2 separate regions of the Homo sapiens genome follow, and region 1 is linked to region 2. The links are chromatin loops, found by intact Hi-C in ENCODE. Cell type or tissue: Calu3. All regions are shown on one strand. Each heading gives the region's core, and the rest is flanking DNA. Links, peaks and the distances in the headings are about the cores only. Region 1 overlaps PTPRD (protein tyrosine phosphatase receptor type D). Region 2 overlaps PTPRD (protein tyrosine phosphatase receptor type D).

The links. Hi-C counts contacts between places; a loop is a spot of excess contacts. Peaks named below come from ENCODE experiments on the same cell type or tissue, not always from the same donor. Only the 100,000 strongest peaks of a DNase experiment are listed, where the experiment ranks them.
Region 1: a loop joins it to region 2, with 3 times the contacts of the local background. A loop is called at or near these places in 11 of 110 quality-filtered maps.

The regions. Positions count from the first base shown.
Region 1 is chr9:10,046,219-10,049,150 of GRCh38, reverse strand. All of the region lies in intron 3 of PTPRD (protein tyrosine phosphatase receptor type D), which reads left to right. Among named protein-coding and RNA genes, the nearest start is that of PTPRD, 570 kb to the left of the region's middle. In Calu3, for the core only: no CTCF peak of the experiment used is centred there; no DNase peak of the experiment used is centred there.
Region 2 is chr9:10,267,370-10,270,301 of GRCh38, reverse strand. The region is part of intron 3 of PTPRD (protein tyrosine phosphatase receptor type D); the gene reads left to right. Among named protein-coding and RNA genes, the nearest start is that of PTPRD, 340 kb to the left of the region's middle. In Calu3, for the core only: no CTCF peak of the experiment used is centred there; a DNase peak (open chromatin) is centred at 1,341.

The DNA of each region.
Region 1 (2,932 bases), core at 221-2,720, 220 kb after region 2:
GTGTCTGCTCTAGCTGCCAATTGACATCACTGCTTTTTTTCTCTAATGCTCTGCTTTTCTCATTTCTTTTATGCCACTTACATTTTAAACATCTCCATCTTTTTTCTCAAACCTCATCTTTATCCAGTTCAAGGACTGCAGCTCTCTTTTGCTCTTGAACTACCCGAGTGTCAGGGCTCCTCCCTAATCACTCAAATACCTTATAATTCCAGGCATCCTAATCCTGCGTAATCATCCTACCACCACCTTTCTGCTCTTTCTGCTTGCTAAATTTGACTCTGTTAAAATTCAGATATCTTTGGGGAGTTTACCATTTAAGTTACTATGAATTGTTAGCATTTTAGTGAAAGAAACACTTGATAATAGGATTTGTTTTGGGGAAGGGTGGGAGTTGATGGTCAACGTTAGTTTTCTGGGTTGATAAGGAGCTAAGAGGATTAAATATATGAATGAAAAGTTATAGGAAACTACTTTCCTTGCCTTGCATGCTGAGGTCATAAATCCTACCTCCTCGAAGATTTTTTTCCCCCAGCAGTTTCTAGAGTGGTTTTAGAGTATTAATGAAATTAGTAGTAAAAAATATGGGAATCTATCACTGGAAGAGTAGGGATTAAAGATATGTAATAAAACTGGAAACCAAAATGAATCAGTGAATATAAAAACAAGTAGACAGCTGGAATGAATCCAGATAGCAATGGTCAGAAGCACAGGTCAAAGATTATATAAGAAGCCAGTACCCAGCATTTACACCGAAGTTGAAGGTCACCATGAAATCATGGGTATAAACAATATAAGGGGTCAGTAAGCAGACCTGAAGTACTGGGGGCTAGTGAGTCTTGAGTACTTATTGACCAGAACTGAAACAGAGATCGAAGTAAGAATTTAAGAAGAAAAGGTTAGCAAGGCAGAACAAGGAGTACAAAGGACATGAGGGCTGAGGTTAAGACAAGCAATAAAGCAATGCAGAAGATCAAGGAACTAGTCCCTGCTAGATGCTAGAAAACCAGGCAATAAAAATGTGGCAAATATCTGTCTCACGTAGGAAACCTTGTATATGTTTTCTGCTTTGCAGCGAGAAATAGATGGCTGGATTCAAGAGCAGAGCTAGCATACAACTCAGAGACAGCTAATGCTTATTTAGGAAACTGGAAAGTTCACTCTGTTATAATGGGAACTATCAGAAATGAGGATTATTTGGTAATCCTGTTGGAAAGACAGGAAAAGAAATAGAGTAAGGTGGGTAGTGAGAGGAGCTAATATTTCTGTGCTAGGCTTTTTACCTCTATTAGCCCATTTAACCACACTTGCACCAATTTTGAGAAGTTAGTAGTTGTCTTTGGTAGATGAAATAATTATGTCTGAGTCAAATTAAATGAATTGCCTATGGTCACCCACCTGATTTTTCAAGGAAGTAAACAAATTAACACTGTGAGAATAAAACTTAATTTCCCAGTGTTTTCCTATTGCAGTGATGCACCATAAGAAAAAATGAAATTTCAATGTTTACATAGTTATAGAGTCAACACAAATTTTGGCAGGGGTATAAATGTTGGAGCCATAGAGGTGGGAACAAAAAAGTATGTGGGCAGTGTTGAAACAAAAGTTGAGGGATGCTAAATTGCAAACACAAGGAAGATATTTTCCTTGGCTACATTTTGTAGAGCCTGATTTGCTCTTCAGAATTTTATTTATTCAAACTAATAAAATGAAATAAATAATTGTAACATATATCTAACAATCATTGTGTGTTCAGCAAATGCCAGATATGCTAAAATATCTACAGGCATTATCACACAAGCACACACACACACGCACACACACACACACACACACACACAGTTAGTTGATTTTATCTTCATTTTACCTATGAGGAAACTAAAATATAGATAGATTAGGATACAATCCTAGATCAATATATTTATTAAAGGTTTGGAGCAGAGATTTGCACACCAGTGCCACTCCTTCATATTGTAGTCTTCAAACATTGTAATTTTATGTTCACAAAATAATAATTTTAACTTACGTATGCTATAGGTGGAAATATTCAAACTATAGGTGAGCTGACTCTTAAAAATCATTCTTTGTCATACAAGATAGAAAAAGATGTTTATGTAGTAAAACACTCATGGGAACAAAATGTCCTTGGCATTTAAAATTGAATATACAATTTCCATGCATATTTGATCTACTTATTATCAATAAAATATTTCACTTTGGATGTCTGTAATTGTTGTTCACTGAGTGTGCAAAACACATTTTTATATGACAGGTGTCGTGATGTTTTGAGACTAGCTCAGTTTTCGTGGTATTTCCATTTTTAAACAAGGAAGGCATTTGCCTAAACTAACTTGTCTTCACTATAGAAATATTATTCAGAATAACAGCATATACTTGTGAATCTTTATTAATTGAGTGAGGAATATTAATTGCTCTCTGAGTGCAATCATCCATCTTATCATTTCAAGTAAGTGGTCCATGTTTAATTGAATGTATTTTTCTCTAAAACAAACCATTGCATAGTTGCAAGTAAATAACATCTATATTTAGATATGCCTTGTTTTGTGAGAAACATTGAAGCATCCGAGGCAACTTCTGATAATCTTTAATATTTTTCATTCTGTTTTTCAGAGTGACATGTGCCTAGAAAAATCAATGTAGGGAATTTTGAAAAATAATTTTTTAAAGGTAAAAAAAGATTACAGGATTAGTTTTGGTTTTAAACGTCCATATTTTTCTAAATCCCTGAAACAACTTTGAATATTGTGGCTATAATTTAAGTTTCTCAAATTCCTCAGTGAACTATAAGAAATTTTTCTAAGATAAAATGTTAGAAGTTCAAAGATGCAGTTGTGTTTTACCCAGGGAAATCTTAAAAATTGTATGGATAACTGAGAAAATAATTAGATAAAGCAGAATATAATATTGAAATTAT
Region 2 (2,932 bases), core at 249-2,748:
ATATCAGCATAATAAACTTTTATTTTCAAAAAAACTATTGCTACCATTCTTAAAAAACATTTATGATATAATAATCTTTTTTAATAATTTGATTAAGGAAGATGAATTAAAGATTTTAAAAATATATGTATGTAATTATATTTCCATAAGTTTATGTATACTTGTTGACACTTCTTACTGTTTAAAACTTACACATGCACATATATACATGCATACAAACAAAAATACTACTGAACAGGACTCAACTTTTAATCTCATTATCAGCTAATTATGTAGCGCCATTGTAACATGTATTTCCTCCTCTCAAGAAGCTTACATTTAGTATTTTATTCTGTATTTCCCTATTTGAATCTTATAATTTCTGTCATATTATACATACTTGGGTTTAGATGTCAAATTTAACGTTTACTAAGGAAAAAAATTAATAAAAGTATTAAAGCAGTTTTTAATTTTTTTGAAGTTTACTTTTTAGAATTATGTTTTACAGAACATAATTTTTCTTTTTTCAGAAGATTTTTATAGAATTGTAGATATTTTTGTAAAACACAAATTATGAGAACATTTTATTCTCGGTGACTTAAAAAGTTCCAGTAAGTTATGTTGTAATTTTTAAAGTTACAGTTAATAAAGGACTATATCTTGAACTTTCTACAAGACAGCACTCTGGAAGGTACCCACCTTCACCAATGTTAAAAACACATTGCTTGCCTTTAAGCAGCTTACAGTCTTACTAGGCAGAGAAAAAAGTGTAAGCAACAGTAGAGCACCCTCTCTTTTCTTAGAAATCAAAGGGTTTTCTTTCCTCAGGTGGTTGTATAATGATGAAAGCAACCCTCAGAACAGGGCAAATATGTATATTTGTTGACACTTCTTACTGTTTAAAACTTACACATGCACATATATACATGCATACATACAAACAAACAAAAATATTACTCAATAGGAACCACATGTTTATCTCATTATCAGCTAAGTATGTAGCACCATTGTAGCATATACACATACACAAGCCCTTGCTTGTCCTCTTACGTGGATCAAATAGATTAATTCATAGTTAGGGCAATTAGAAATTGCATTAGACTTCTTACAAGAGTTGTTATTTTAAACAATGCATTTTTTTTCCTGGAGTGTTTAATCTGGTATGTTCAAGGTATGGGGCTGGCAGCAGTAAGCTTGTGGAGTGAAAATCTTTTGGATGGAGGAGCAAAAGGTTTGAGCATGTGAACTTTTAGTTTCCTCTTAAAGCAGTGGTTCTCAGCTAGAGATTTTGTCCCAGGGGATATTTGGCAGTGGCTGGAGATATTTTTGATTGTGACACTGGAGGGCGCTACTGACATTCGATGGCTAGAGGCCAGGGATACTGCCAGGCATTCTACAACGCACAGGACAACAAATAATGCCAATGTTGCTGAGACTGAAAATCCCTGCCCTAGATGGGCGAATATATTTAGCCAACCCTCTTCACCCCTTTTGTAAAGGCCAGTTTAAGTTTGTTTCTATCACTTAGCGTTGAAAAGGTAGCATAAAACAGACGGTAGCCGTTGAGAGAGTTGTTCAACATTGTGGTTAAATAGGGATTCTGGGATGAGAGGATATAGTACTAGAAAGGGGATTTAAAAACAGGAAGGAGACAATGTGAGTAACAGATGAGGTGTTTTGTACAAATGGAACTCAGCAAAAGCCCTGAACTGGAGAAATACAAACTTATGATGAAATAGAAAGATCAATCTATCTGTGTTAGGTGGAAAGGAAGAGTGTCAGAAGGATCAAAAGTTACTTGGTAACAGATTGTTAGCCTTGAATGCCAAACTAAGGAGCACTTTAGAGTTTTTGAGGTCAAAGGAATCGTATTCTCTGAAACTATATATTTAAATCCCTAAGAAAACTATTAGTATAATACATAGTTACAAATTTAGAACATTTAAAAATAACAAATAAAAAATGCTGCCCCTCTGTTATAACCACTATTATTATTATTATCGTTATTATTATTATTATTATTATTATTTATAGCAACAGAGTCTTGCTCTGCTGCCCAGGCTGGTGTGCAGTGGCATGATCGTAGCTTACTGCAGCCTGCAACTCCTGGGTTCAAGCGATTCTCCAGCATCAGCCTCCTGAGTAGCTAAGACTAAACAAGCACACTACCACACTCAGCCAATTATTTAAAAAAAAAAAAAAAAAAAGATGGAGATGGGGGTTTGCTATGTTGCTTAGGTTGGTCTTGAACTCCTAGCCTCCAACAATTCTGCCACAGCATCCCAAAGTACTGGGATTATAGGGATGAGCTACCACACCTGGCTGTTAATCACTATTTTTTTAGCATATTTTTTTAGCATAAATTTTGACAAAATTTTCTCTACAAGTAAATCTTTTACATAAACAAGATCATTAGATATGTGTGATTTTTATTTCACTTTTACTGTATTCACCTAATAATAAGTTTCTCAGAGCATAGAAACTATTCCAAAATTTTAATGGCCAGATAGTTTATTAAATGTATACAGCATTTTCTTATTGTTGGTCTTCCTGTTGTTATCAATTAAAAAAATAAGACTTTAATGAACATTTTTGTGCATAACATTTATATTTACTATTATGAAGAGAGTCTGATCAAATGCATAAGCATTTAAGACTCCTGGTAAGACATGCCAAAATGTTTTAAGAAACATTGTACCAATTTATATTCCAGTCCAAAAATAAACTCTAGTTATTCTTAAAATGTAAGGTAATTCTTAACCAAGAAATGCCTTGGGCAAGAATTTTCTTTCTTTCTCATATCTTGCTAGTAGGTGTCAATCATTTGCTATCAGTGACTGAAAAACTTAACCATTAAAAAAATTATGAATTCATCTTTTTATTCATAAACCACGACTCTAATAATACATTAACGTACATTTTTTTCATTGCTTAAACCATAGTTGCTTCCTAT